Regions from separate parts of the Homo sapiens genome. Here region 2 is linked to region 1. The links are chromatin loops, found by intact Hi-C in ENCODE. Cell type or tissue: body of pancreas. All regions are shown on one strand. Links, peaks and the distances in the headings refer to the core of each region. The heading gives the core; the rest is flanking DNA.

What was found. Peaks named below come from ENCODE experiments on the same cell type or tissue, not always from the same donor. Only the 100,000 strongest peaks of a DNase experiment are listed, where the experiment ranks them.
Region 2: a loop joins it to region 1, with 2.4 times the contacts of the local background. A loop is called at or near these places in 50 of 110 quality-filtered maps.

The regions. Positions count from the first base shown.
Region 1 is chr7:964,031-972,462 of GRCh38, forward strand. It overlaps COX19 (cytochrome c oxidase assembly factor COX19), which reads right to left. Exons shown (of 3, transcript NM_001031617.3): 3 at 822-5,426. The coding sequence ends at 5,348. Among named protein-coding and RNA genes, the nearest start is that of COX19, 7.3 kb to the right of the region's middle. RefSeq lists enhancers at 460-569, 3,040-3,540, 3,541-4,041. In body of pancreas, for the core only: no CTCF peak of the experiment used is centred there; no DNase peak of the experiment used is centred there.
Region 2 is chr7:897,564-903,388 of GRCh38, forward strand. ADAP1 (ArfGAP with dual PH domains 1) reads right to left here. Exons shown (of 11, transcript NM_006869.4): 7 at 2,970-3,053; 8 at 2,539-2,601; 9 at 1,856-1,927; 10 at 1,470-1,698; 11 at 337-1,386. The coding sequence ends at 1,358. Among named protein-coding and RNA genes, the nearest start is that of GET4, 24 kb to the left of the region's middle. RefSeq lists enhancers at 1,211-1,798, 1,799-2,385, 4,444-4,503 and a silencer at 4,014-4,083. In body of pancreas, for the core only: no CTCF peak of the experiment used is centred there; a DNase peak (open chromatin) is centred at 4,148; H3K27ac peaks cover 483 bases.

The sequences.
Region 1 (8,432 bases), core at 2,328-4,827:
CCTGCCGAGGCGGGAAACGGTTCCCCCCCAGAGCCTGCCGAGGCGGGAAACGGTTCCCCCCAAGAGCCTGCCGAGGCGGGAAACGGTTCCCCCCCAGAGCCTGCCGAGGCGGGAAACGGTTCCCCCCAGAGCCTGCCGAGAGGACACAGCCCTGTTGGGCTGTTTGTAATTTGAGACAGGGTCTTGCTCTGTCTCCCAGGCTTAAGTGCAGTGGTGCCATCATTGTGCACTGCAGCCTCTATTTCCCAGGCTCAGGCGATCCTCCTGCCTCAGCCTCCTGAGTAGCTGGGACTACAGGTGCATGCCACCACACCAGGGTAAGTTAAAAACAATTTTTTTTTTTTTTTTGTAGAGACAGGGTTTCACTACGTTGCCAGGGCTGGTCTCAAACTCCTGGCCTCAGGCGATCCTCCCACCTTGGCCTCCCAAACTGCCGGGATGACAGGTGTGGGCCATCGTGTCTGGCCTGGGCCCCTTTTGGACTCTGCTCTGGAATAGTAATGCTTGCGGTGCTCTAAGCCGCTGGGCTTGCAGTAATCTGTTACTGTGGCCAGAGGAACCGATACAGGAAGCTTCAGGAAGTCAGTTTGCCTTGCTCCTGAGGCCTGGGTGGAACAGGTCCAGTGCTGAGCTCCGGCTACACGGCCTGTGCAAACGAGGCCCCACGCATCAGCCCTGGGGCTGCAGACCCGACCCTGGGGGGCTCTGGGCCTCCAGGTCAGACCTCCCCTCCTGGGAAGCCACACCGGGCCAGGCCTGCGACCACGCTACCTCCGGTTTACCTCATGCCCAAGGGGAACGCTTGGAAAACGCTCTGGAAATTGTCTTTGGGAGCCTTTTAATAATGTGGCCAGCTTATCATGACAAGCGTCTATGAGAAATAAAATGCATTCTGCACATGACAGATGATGAACTACCCGAAATATCTCGTGAGAAGCTCTGGCAGGAACAGCAGGGTGTCTGGATTCTTAAGCACAACACATTCAGCAGCCAGACCCAGAAACTCAAAGGCAGCGTTGGGAAGCCACTGCACGTTTGTAAGGAGTCAGGTTGTCCACACAATGGCGCTATTTTGGGATTCCGGCTTCTCTGCCTGTGACCTGCTGAAACCATTCATGCCGGCATCATGCCTATTGGAAACTCTTTGAAGTTATTTTGAAACGAGAATCGACTCAATCTATTCCACTATAGTTTCATACAAAGCATATTTTTTTTTCCTCATTTCAAAATAATTTCAGACTTCCAAAAAGTTCCAAAAATAGGACAGTGTGTATACCCAGTTCCCCAAATAACATCTTACATAACACTGGGCCAGCGCTGCCAGTCACTTCGCAGAAGGCTCCTCGGTTTGGGTCTGTGTCTGTTGTCTCCTTGGGATTACATTCAGGCCATGCAGTTGGGCAAGAGAACCAGAGGTGATACCGTGCCCTCAGGGACGCCCCCAGGTCGGTGCGGCCTGTGCGGCTCGCTCCCGGCGGTGGCTGCTGGGTTAAGGGGGCCTCTGCCGTTCTGCTGTGACATGACTGTCTCCTCGGAGGTCACTATGCATCTCAAGGGGAGGTTTCTCAAGACAGCAGACACCTGCTTCACACCACACGTCACCACTCACTTCATGGCAACTGAGGGTTTTTTTTTGAGACGGTTCTGTCGCCCAGGCTGGAGTGTGGTGGCACAATCCCTGCTCACTGCAACCTCTGCCTCCTGGTTTAGGCAATTCTCCCACCTCGGCCTCCCGAATAGCTGGATTACAGACACACGCCACCAGCCCCAGCTAATTTTTGTATTTTTAGTAGAGACAGGGTTTCTCCATGTTGGCCAGGCTGGCCTTGAACTCCTGGCCTCAAGTGATCTGCCTGCCTCGGCCTCCCAAAGTGTTGGGATTATAGGCGTGAGCCACTGGCGCCCGGCCCGCTGAGGGTTGTAATCTGCACCTGTCACCAGTGTGGTTTCTGCAACAGCAGTTTCCTGTTCCCAAAATTTCTTCTATATTAGAATTAATAAGACAGACCTGGCCCTCCCCCCACTGACATGTTTACGCAATTACTTATGTTGTATAGACTACTGGATATCAATTTATTCTGAGGGCTACAGCCCATTACAATAATTAATTTTCTTTCTTTTTTTTTTTTTTTTTTCCTTTGGTGAGACAGGGTCCGGCTCTGTTGCTCAGGCTGGAGAGCAGTGGTACAATCACAGCTCACTGCAGACTTAACCTCTGGCTCAAGTGATCCTCCTGCCTCAGCTTCCTGAGTATCTGGGACTACAGGCGGGTGACACCACGCACGGCTGACTTTTCTTGTTTTGTAGAGACAGGGTTTCACCCATGTTGCCCAGGCTGGTCTTGAACTCCTAGCCTCAAGTGATCCTCCCACCTTGGCCTCCTAAAGTGCTGGGATTGCAGGCGTGAGCCGCTGCGCCCAGCCTGTTTATTTTCACGCTCACACTGCCCCAGGCTGGCCACCGTATGCTCCTTCCCATCCCCCCGTGTTATTTCAACAAGTCTCCTCATCCCAGCAATTCTTCACTCTCTAGCTCATCTGATACCTTCTCTGGCCTGGCCCTGGTTCCTTTTGGTTACAGAATGGTATCAGGGCCAAGACCCTGAGTGCACGGGTCACTGCGTCCAGGCCCTCAAGAGCTGGGAAGCATTTGTGCACAGCCCCTCACAACAGTCCCCCTTACACACGGTTTCAGTTACCCATGGTCAGCCACAGTCCAAAAATACTAAGTGGAAAATTCCAGAAATAAACCATTCATGAGTTTTTGATTCTGTGCTGTTCTGAGCAGCCGTCCTGCTGGGACATCAACCCTCCCTCCGTCCAGCGTTTCGGGCCATCCACGCCACCCTGCCTGCCAGGCACTCAGCAGCCATCTCGGTGATCAGACCAGCCATCGCGGTGATGTGGTGCTTGGGTCCAAGAAGCTTTTATTTTACTTAAGAATGGCCCCAGAACAGGACAGTGGTGATGCTGGCGACTCAGACACACCAGAGAAGCTGCCAAGCGCTTCCTTTAAGGGAAAAGGTGGAAACTCCTGACCTATAAGAAAAACAGCCAGATGCCGAGGTTGCTAAGATCTCCGGTAAGAACACAGTGCCCATCTGTGACATTTTGAAGAGGGAAGCACGAAGTTCTGTCAGTTTTGCTGTCACATCTCAGACTTGATCACAGGTACGTACAGGAAAAAACAGCGCCTGGACAGGATTCGGGACTATCCGCGGCTTCGGCACCTGCTGGGGTCTCGGAGCACACCCTGGCCAGGTGAGGGCGATCACTCCGTTTCTCTATCCAGTTACCTTTGTACGTTAGAAAAGCAGGAGCTCAATACACCTGGCTCTCATCATCCACGATGTATTTCTAGTTTTTTCCATCTCAGAATACAGCTTCAGAATCGTCCACGCAAAAAACAAATTTACTACTTAGAGTACAGTATCTTTCCTGTCTTTCCCACCTTTGGTCGACGGTCTTCCCCACACTCCTGATGGGTCAGAGTGCGGTGCGAGCGGAGAGGCAGGCCCGACCCGGGCCTGGGCACTCCCGACGGCGGGTCAGAGTGCGATGGGAAGAGGCCCCGGCCTGGGCCCGGGAGCTCCGTCGGCATGGTCTGTTGTGTTCCCCTCACATCCTGGTTCATTTACTTTTTGAGCATGTGAAACCCTCTGCCATGACAGCCAGAACTCCACCCCCAGGGGTGCTCGGAGGGGCTCGCGGCCGGCTATGCCCATCAGTTCCAGCTCCTCCTTCTGGATTTCTCGTTTGTAGTTTCCTGTGTCCCTGCCTGTCTCCACTTCACAGTAAGCTCACGCCATATAGCCGCACTGCGTTGGCGAGCTCATGGCACGTGGCCACACCGCGTCAGCGCCGACTCCACGGTGGCTGCGTCACGGCTCACGTGCACTGTGAGGACACTGGGGTTGCTATAGACAGTGCTGGGGCAACCCTGTGCCTACACAAAATATTCTAATAAGAAACAAGACTTTCCATCAACTAGCGGTGATATGTTAATACGTCTGCAGCACTCAGAGGCCTGACAGAGAGCAGACACGGGACAGTGACAGCTGCAGCCGAATCAGGTGGTAGAACCCATGGGTGCAGGGACACAGGGTTGGGCGGGCCCAGCCGCAATAGGTACTCAGTTCTGTGAGGAGGGGAGGGACATGTTTAACCACGAAAGGGCCACCACTGCAGGACAGAAACAGAGGGCCTTTGCTGCAGAGAACTGGAGATGGGCTGAGAAGCCTCAGCCACCCACAGGCAGAGGGACGAGGGCAGCCTGTTTCCCAGAGCCTGAGGTCGGCCAGATTGGTGGCCCCACCTGCCAGGGCTTGGAGACAGCCACTGCCAGGGTCGCCAGAGAGGACGTGACCTGGACCTCCCCACCCCGTCTCCTGCCACCATCCTCCACTGACCAGACAGGAGCCAGCCCCTTTCCGACAGTGCCTGGGAAGGAGACAGGTCTGGCTGAGGCCCCAGATGTGCAGGCACCTGCGTTCCATCCACAGGTTTGGGCCCCGGCTGGCCTGACGCACTGGGTGGACATGGGCCGGGTTTCCGTGACCCACAGGCAACTTTGGCACAGACGGGCTGAGAACTCCGCTCAGGGCCCCTGCCAGGCTGTGCTGCGAACACGTGCCGGGGTCTCGGGCGGAGCTGGCTGGCACAGAAGACAGCTGGTGCGAGCCTAACTGCAAATGGACTCAGGTTCTTTTTCTGTTAAAATACAGGAGTTACTGAAATTAAATACCCAACTTTATAAATACGGTCTGATACAAACCAGAAAATGACCCTTTGATTATGAAGCTACTTGGTGTTCAGGCAAAACCAGAAAGAATCAAGAAGTCAATCCATCCAAAGCCAGAAGGTTCTCACTTCCTACTTTGTGTTCCACTTTTTTTTTTTTTCAAAGGAAATGAACTGGCATATACGAATACAAACACGAAAACATCCTGCTAGGGAATGGTAATTTTCTGATGATATCTGTGTTCAGAAGGGACTGAAATTTATACATTTACCTCTTTGAACTCAGAAAGTATCAGAGGACTGCAACATAAAACCGCCCCATACAAGAGGGCCCCGGCCTCGAAGACAAGGGTCTTGCCCCACGCTCGCCTCCCTCCCAGCTTTGCCGGGAACGCCGTCCCACTCAGGGGTTCAATGCAGAAACACCCTCCTAAGGGAAAACGGGACGCCACTCCCTACCCAGGAGACGCCCCCACAGGGCTGGAGCTTCTATTCGAAGCCCATTTCTAAGGACACCACACGCAGGCCTCAGCCAACCTAAGAGGCAGGATGATGCCCTCCGTCCTGAGAGACCACTGAACACGGCCCAGGGGTCTTCTCATCAAAATTCATTTTTTTGCCTCTGATTTTCCACTAGTCAAGTCTCCAAATCCCAGTTTCTCCAATGGTTCTTGTAGCATCAATTTTCTAAAAGAAAAAGAGAAAGCTGTCAGGGCGGGAGGTGCAGAGAGGACAAGAGGGGCCCTTGCAGGCCCCGGCTTCCCAGCGCACACCGGGGGTCCTGCCACCTCCATCTATGTCCTGGGAGAGTGGCCCCTCGGCCTCGGCCCCCGTGGCTGGTGCCTTCCCCACTGGGCAGAGTCAACAGGACAATGAGGACATGACCACCTAGAGACGTCCCAGGGCCTAAGGCCTGGGGCCTCTTGGGATGTCCAAGAGGGGCAGCTGCACCCGCTGCCCCCAGCACACAACACTTCCCCACGTCCTGCTAAAAGATGTATCTGGACAACAGCTTCACGCTGACCTCTCAGACTTGCTTTGATTGGCAGGATAATGACCCCTAAAGGTGTTCACGCCCTAATCCCTGGAACCTGTGCCTGCCACTGTCCACGGCACCCTGGCAGAGGAGACCTCAGGCTGCCATCCACCCAGATGGAACTGAGACTCAGGTCGACAGTTATCTGATATTTTTTTTTTTTTTTTTTTTTTTAAGAGACAGGGTCTCATTTTGTCTCCCATGCTGGGATGCAGTGGTGTGATCAGCGGTTCAAGTTCACTGCAGCCTTGAACTCCTGGGCTCAAGTGATCCTCCCGCCTCAGCCTCCTGGGTAGCTGAGACTGCAGGTGTATGCCACCATGCGTGGCTAATTTCTTTTTTTCTCCCAGAAACAGTCTCGCTCTATTGCCCAGGCTGGAGTGCAGTGGTGCAATCTCGGCTCACTGCAGCCTCCGCCTCCCAGGTCCAGGTGATTCTTGTGCCTCAGCCTCCTGAGTAGCTGGGAGTACAGGTGCACATCACCACGCCCGGCTAATTCTTGTAGTTTTAGTAGAGACGGTGTCTAACCATATGGGTCAGGCTGGTCTCGAACTCCTGACCTCATGTGATTACCCACCTTGGTCTCCAAAAGTGCTGGGATTACATGCATGAGCCACACTGCCCGGCCAGCTAATTTTTTTTTTTTTTTTTTTTTGAGACGGAGTCCTACTCTGTTGCCCAGGCTGGAGTGCAGCGGCATGATCTCGGCTCACTACAACCTCCACCTCCCGGGTTCAGGCAATTCTCCCTGCCTCAGCCTCCCAAGTAGCTGGGATTACAGGCGCCTGCCACCATGCCTGGCTAATTTTTATATTTTTAGTAGAGATGGGGTCTCACCATGCTCGTCTTGAACTCCTGACCTCAAGTGATCTGCCCACCTCAGCCTCCCAAAGTGTTGGAATTACGGGCGTGAGCCACTGCACCCAGCCAGCTAATTTTTAAAGAAATTTTTTGTAGATATAGGGTTTCACTATGTTGCCCAGGCTGGTCTTGAACTCCTGAGCTCAAGTGATTCTCCTGCTTGGCCTCCCAAAGTGCTGGGGCTACAGATGTGAGCCACCACTTCTTGCCAAAATAATTCCCAGCTGTTTATCGCAGTGCAGCCATCTTAGAGGCGTGAAATTCACGACTCAGCATGACTCTTTATGGGCCCCACACTCTTCAGGACAATAGTTACTATCATGTGAACTCACACATGGTGACATGCCCCCCGATCCTGCTGCGTGCTTTACAGGGATGGCCTCCTTTACCCTCCCCACAACCCAGCCAGGAGGCCCAGCCATCATCCCATGAGGCCCCCACACACTCTGTGCTGCTGGCAGCGGGTGAGGCTGCTCCACCAGCGTGTCTGTGTGACACCCGGTGCCTAAAACTAATCCCCAGGACAGGACGCGAACTTCTAAATCACTGCAGAGGCTTGAGATCTCAGACCACGGTGGTCATCTGAAACACACCTATATTTTCACATCAGGCAAACATGGTCCAAGTCCTCAAGAGACAACTTTAAAAACTCCATTGTGGTCCATTTTCTAAAACAGACACACACGGAGGTTGGAGTAAAGTAATGTCTAGGATTTTAGCACAGAAGGAAAAAGGAAGAAAAGAAATGGCTAAAAACAGGGTGGGTGCCGGTTATGGGAGGTAGACTCCTCAACTTCTGTATGTTTGATGATTTTCATGAACAAATAACCAATCGAAATTCTACGGTCAAAATAACTGACCTTATAGAAAGAGCAGAATTTTTAAAAAGAAAAAAAAAACAACAAAAACAAAAAACAACAAAAGCCTGGGCGTAGTGGCTCACGCCTGTAATCCCAGCACTTTGGGAGGCCGAGGTGGGCGGACCATGAGGTCAGGAGATCCAGACCATCCTGGCTAACACGGTGAAACCCCGTCTCTACTAAAAATACAAAAAATTAGCCGGGCAAGGTGGCAGGCGCCTGTAGTCCCAGCTACTCGGGAGGCTGAGGTGGGAGAATGGGGTGAACCCGGGAGGCGGAGCTTGCAGTGAGCTGAGATCATGCCACTGCGCTCCAGCCCAGGCGACAGAGTGAGACTCCGTCTCAAAAAAATAATAAAAATAAAAATAAAAAAACAATGAAATCAGAACACATGCCCTGAACATTTGCCTAAACATTGCCTGGCCAATCTGCGAGACCACCTGAGGCACTGGCCCTGGCTCCCTTCCTCCCAGCTGTCCTCGGGAGTCTCAAGGGGAAGCTGAGCATGAGGCAGGAGGCCTGCTCACACCCTCACATGAACACAGCTCAATTCACACCGTCTCTAAAGCTTGGCAGCGCCATGGAGAAATTCTCAGTTCCAGTTTTCTAAAGATGCATTAATTTAAGACTAATTTAAACACGTGGCTCCAGCCAGCGTGCTACTTAAACAATCAGAGATGGTAAGAGACAGATTCAGTGTGGCCCTTGGACAAATGTGAGCCCTGGAAGAGCCTAAGCGACAGCCCCAAAGGCAGAACGTGGCCTCACTGAAGTCCACACCGCTGAGAAGGCCCATCATCCTTACGGCCCCAAATGTCCACACGAATAACCCCGAACACACCTGTGTGGCCGGAAAGGCACAACGGATTTTTGCCTTGAGGGAAATGTCTGAGTATGTTATGGGAACATGAAAAGAGCTCAAAGTGGATGGGCGAA
Region 2 (5,825 bases), core at 3,051-5,550, 66 kb before region 1:
ATCCCCCACACTGTCCTTCATGCTGAGCTTGGCTTGGCTTTCAGGCTGTGGACTCTGCCCAGGAACTGCCTGGCGGGCCTCAGATGGAGGGGGCACCTGGGGAAGGGGGGCACCTGGGGAAGGGGTGCTGGGGGGCACCTCGGGTAGGGACCGTCTCCCGTGTACAAGGAGCATGGCGCTGTGACTAGCTCAGACACCGTGTCCTCCCTCCAAACCTCAGGGAGCGAGGGCCCTGTCAGGTCCCTGGGAGCAGACGAAGATTCTCCTGAAGCCAGGGAGGCAGGGCCACGTGTTCCCAGCCCAACTTCCTCCCCACTCCATCCTCGGACACACAGCTGGAACCATGCCAGAGCCACATTTTATTCCAGGATGCGACACGGGGCGGCGGATGCCTGGCCTCGGAAACCCCCTCCCTGCCTATGAGGGCTTGTCCAGGGCTCCCCTGGAACACAGCTCAGCCAGGCAAGGCTGGGAGAGGGCTGGGCCCCCCAGGTGACCTGCAGACGCCTCCCCCACCTACATGCCCCACGCAAGGGGAGCCCTGGAGCCCGGCCTGCCTTGACAGGAAGGAGATAGGTGAAAAATAAATACACGGCTGGGCCGCCTGCAGCAAGCGCGACAGTGCCCGGGACCCCCAGGGCCACTCCTGCCTCTGGTGGCCTCACCGCGGCCCAGGCCCTCGTCCCCAAGGGTTCAGACACCACTGTCGGCGAGCACCGTGCTGGGCGCAGAGGCCACGTGTGGTGGGACGGCAGCCTGCTGGCCCCTCCAGGTGAGGACCAGGAGCACAGGCTGTGGCAACTCCAGCCCGGGCAGGGGCCGGGACCTGTGTGGATAATCCACCCAAACACCCCACGGCCCTCATAGCCCCGTGACACACAACAGGCGCTCAATAAATAGTCGTGGAGGTGGGGGGAGGGCGGGGCGGCATGCGAGCAGGGCCCAGTCCCCAGCGGCCGGCAGCTGCCCACCGTGCTGGCCCCAAGCAGGGCTCTGCGCTGAGGCCTGGAAGTTCCCACAGCCGTGGTGGGCGGCTCCTGGGGGCTGTGTCTGAGCTCGGGAGCCAGACTGGGCCCTGGAGGAAAGGGGGCCCCGGGTCAGGGAGGGGCAGGTTGGCTGGGTGTGGTCAGCAGCAGCATGACGGGGTTAGAGATCAGGCCCAGGGCCTGGGCTGCCTGCCTTGAGGTTCCAGAGAAGCATCCTGGAAGCTGAAGCTCGGGCCCTACCTGGCCGCGCCGGGCTGCCCTGAGGAGCAGGTGGGGCCAGGTGGCCTCAGGACGCCAGAGCCCCCCCATCCACGGGTCCCCTCCGTCCAGCCACAGTGAGTCCAATGTCCGTGGTCCTCCAGCCGCACTCGCTAAGGTTTATGCTTGAAGTGCGCCTCCACTGCAACGGAACAGGGTCCAGCGTTGTCACAGCGGCGGGGAGCTGGGAGCCCTTCCAGGCCGCCGGCCGCCCGCCCCCCTCACCTGCGTACTCCTGGGGCAGCATGGGCCTGTCCACCGCCTTCTGGAAGGCCGCCACCCACTCCCTCTGGTCGGACTCCGTCTCGCAGGCAAACAGAAACTTGCGGTCGGGCGTGACGATGGTGATGCCATGTGGCCAGTGGTGGCCCTGGGTGGACGGCGGGAACCCATGCAGCACCGTGTAGCCACTCTCCTTGCTGCCAATGAAGACTTCCCCTCGGGCGAAGGCGTCCTGTGGGTGGGGACCGCACTGGAGGCGGGGCCATGTCCCTTCCAGCCCCGCTTCACTCAGGCCAGGACTCGGGAGGCCACCCGCCCTCCTGGTCACGCATCTGGCAACCCCAGCCAGTGAGCTGCCCTCCCGTGCTGGGGCCACAGCTCCTCCTTACCAGGGGGTCTTTGAAGTACATGAGCCTGCGGTCATCCATGGTGAACCAGCGCTTCCGGAAGCCTTCCGTTTGCTGTGGGTCAGAGAGGGCCCGTGACCGGCAGGTCGCCGAGGCAGGCCCTACATCCAGCTGACCACAGCACACCCCGGAGGGCAGGGCCCAGACTGGCCCGGGTCAGTCACCTCCATTCACTCACGCCTGCCGCTGGCCACGCCCCACGAGGCCTCCGCACACGCCTGTCCTCCAGCCTCCACACGGCACCTCCCTCCTGCTCCTCCAGGTCCCCCAGCCCTCCCTGGGCCCCAGATGGGGGCCCAGGCCTCACTTACGAGCCCTCACACCTGCACTTCTCCTCCGGGACCACCAAGACTCCCAGGATTTGTGTCTCCCTCCCACATTATGCCTCAGGGAATGGCAAGATGTGGGCCCCTGGCCGCGCAGGTGCACGGTCCCGTGGGTGAGGAAGCTGGTCAGACGTGAGCGGGCAGGGAGGGTCTAACCAAAGCCTAGGACAGTGGCCCGAGTCCTCGGGGACCCCGGCCAGGCACAGACAAGGGGCTGTGAGGACCCACCAGACACCAGTTTAAAACACAGGCGGCAGCTGGCAAGGCTGCTGCACTTCAGTCCGAGACCCACCATGGCGTACCCCAGGCCACCCCAGGCCGCACGTGCGGCACACCCACCTTGGGCCCCGTCTTCTCCATGTAGCCTTCCTTCAGGTAGTTCCTGGAGAGCTTTGGCACCAGCTAGGGCAGGACACACCAGGCAGGGGACCTCAGAAGTGCAGCTCAGGCCGAGCCCCTCCCTGGCTGTGCCCCTCTGTGCTCCCCTCACCCCGGGCCACCAGGTCAGGGCCCAGGCCTGGCTTAGCCTCCGCAGGATCCACATTTCTGCCTCTGCTTGCCACCCCTTCCCTCCCCGCTTTCCCCTTTGGCTGAGCTGAAGTTCTAGAGTGAGGCAGGAGGGCTGCAGGCACGTCAGGGTGAGCCCTTGGCCAGTCCCAGGCCCACCCTAGGGCTCAACATCATCCCAGACTCAGGGCACGAGGGCTCCGTCCACCCCCCACCCCACCACCCCTGTCTGCCCTGGAGCTGACCGCAGGGCCGCCACTCACATCTGCGTCGCCGGCCCCTGGGAATGCCACCTGCAGGTAGTGGAAGCGAGCAGCTCGGAGTGCATTGAACCAGTCCACAATCTCCTAGGGGCAAAGGTGGGCACAGGCTTGGGCTGAGGAGGCTGCAGCGCTGGGGTCCCCACAGAGGGGCTGGGGTCCCCACAGAGGGGCCGCTTCCCCCAGAGCCCAGCCCCTTCCTCCTCCCCGGCACCTCAGCTCCCAGCAGTCCTGCCGCAGGCCTGGCCCCTGTGCCCACGCTGAGGCCGGGGCTGCTACACAGGGGCTGCCCCTCTGCGGGAGGGCAGGTGCAGCCTCCCCCGGCGAAGTCCTGAGAAGGGCCGAAGGGCCGAAGGGCCGGGCCGGGCCGGGCTGGACAGGGTCGGGGGCTGCCATCCAAGCTCACTCTGTGGCCCTGGTGCTGCTGGGGCCTGGGCCAACTTGCCTTCCTTTCAGATGGTGCTATTTTTATGAAGATCCTTATTTTGTAGCTCAAGCAAGTCTTGGGGTGGTGGGAGAAGGGAGGCTCATCTGTTTATAAACGCCCTTGGAGCTGTGGCCCCTACCGAGAGTGGGCAGAGAGCAAAACTGCTCTCCAGGGAGCCGCCCTGGTCCTCTGGAGAGCGTGGGGTGGGCCAGCACCCTGGAACAGAGGGCCCATAGCCCAGGCCTGGCACCCAGCCCCACGTCGGGTGCCCTCTGGGTCTAGACTTCAGCCTGGCTGTCCCCTGCCCCTAGACCCAGCGCCCCTCCTGGGGTCTGCCCAGACCCTTGGCCCCATGACATTATAACCTGCGCCCTGGGCCTCCTGTTCAGCCTACAGCCTGGAGCTGGTGACCTCTGGAAAGGTGCCCATCTTTACTCTTGGCTGCACCCTCTCCTGCCCAGGAAGAGCCAGGGAGCCCCATCCCTCCTCAGGCTTCTCCCCAGCCCCTTTGGCCTTGACTTTTGTCCCACAGGCAAAGCCCCCAGCACTGGACCAATCCAGTCACGGCTTCTCCAGCTGGCACCCGGCCCAGCACCAGCTGGAGGATGGTGTAGCCCCAGGCTCCTCCCATAGCAGTGGGATTGCCCTGTCCTCTTCCAGTGGCCCCACCCAGCAAAGCCCCACCCACCCCGACTGCCCCTCATCGGCCTCCAGCCCTGCTTTCTCCTGTGGCCCTTCCTCCTAGGCCACGCCCACAAGCCACACCCACGCCACCCAACCAGCCCGAGGCCCCGCCTCCCCTCCTTCCCCCGCCCACCCTTTCCTCCGGCCCGCCCCGTCCCATTTGGCCCCGCCCTCCCTCCTCCTAGAGGAAGCTGAACCCGTCCACACCACACTGCCCCAAAGGCCTTGGGAATTCACAGCTCCAGGTCCCCCGGAAATGCAGGGGGCTCTAAGCAGAACTGGTTGGAAAATCGCCCCTTTTCCCCCAGCAGGAGATGGAGCCGACTCTGGGGCTCCGGGCAGACGGGGCATGCCTGGTGCACTCCACGCTGGAGCTCTGTGACCCTGCAGGCTGCAGCGGAAACTCCCTCAGCTCCCACAGCTGGGGGCCAAGCGTCTGCCCTGGGCGGGGGGAATTATCTTTGGAGGATCAGGAGTTGGACACCAGCCTGACCAACATGGTGAAACCCGGTCTCTACTAAAAATACAAAAATTGCGGCTGGGCGCAGTGGCTCACACCTGTAATCCCAGCACTTTGGGAGGCTGAGGCAGGTGGATCACCTGAGGTCGGGAGCTCGAGACCAGCCTGACCAACATGAAGAAACCCCGTCTCTACTAAAAATACAAAATTAGCTGGGTGTGGTGGCGCATGCCTGTAATCCCAGCTACTCGGGAGGCTGAGGCAGGAGAATGACTTGAACCAGGGAGGCAAAGGTTGCAGTGAGCCGAGATTGCACCACTGCACTCCAGCCTGGGTGACAAGGGCGAAACTCTGCCTCAAAAAAAAAAAAAGAAAGAAAAGAAAGAAAGAAAAATAAATACTCCAAGAACCAAAGGCTCTCTGAAAAACTAAATGCATGACAGCAGAAACAAAACCCTCAACACAGTGTTGGAGACAAAGTTGAAGAAATTTCCCAGAAAGTAGAAGAAAAATGAACCAGTTTAAGAGCACCAATAACAGGAGTTTCAGAAAATGAGAACAGGGAAAGTGGAGGGAGGAAATCATTAGATAAGAAAGCAATCCCTGACCTCATGGAAACCAGTAACTGGACTGGAAGGGCCACCCTGGGCCTGTACCCAGCACATGAAAAGACGAGGGACCCTTGCCAACACACGCACAGCATTGGAGAATTTCAAAACCGCGGGACAAACGTACTAGGATGGAGGAATCCGTGGTGCAAAGCCTTCAGAATTAGCAGGAAAATTAATTCCAACCTAGAATTCTATATCTAGCCACAGTCTAAGCCAGGCAGGAGGTAGAACAGTCCAAGGTGCCAGGTGACCCCTTTCCCTCCAGGCACATCACTTCTACCAAGAGGAATAAGTAAACGAGAAAGACGTAGGACCCGGGCAGCAGGGCTCCACCCAGGAACCAGATGAGGCTGCAGGAGCGAGATCTCCAGGCCGTGGGAGTCGCAGGCTCCTGGTGCCCGACTGCCTCCAGAGACAACAGTCTGCGGAGAGTCTGCGGCAACACATGGTCAACTGCGGCAAGGAACACAGCCGCTTACTGTGGGAAGAGCGATCACAGCGTGCTCTGAGGCCAGGGGCTGCACCCGACTCGGCCCCCTAACAAACCCAGGGTCAGATGCCAGCGGAGCACGGCAGGCAGGGGACGGGCACGTGGGAGGGGATGGAAAGAGCTGGAACCTCTACTTCCACGTGGGAAGTTGTCAGATGGTGCCTAAAGTGGGTAAATCTGCAGCGAC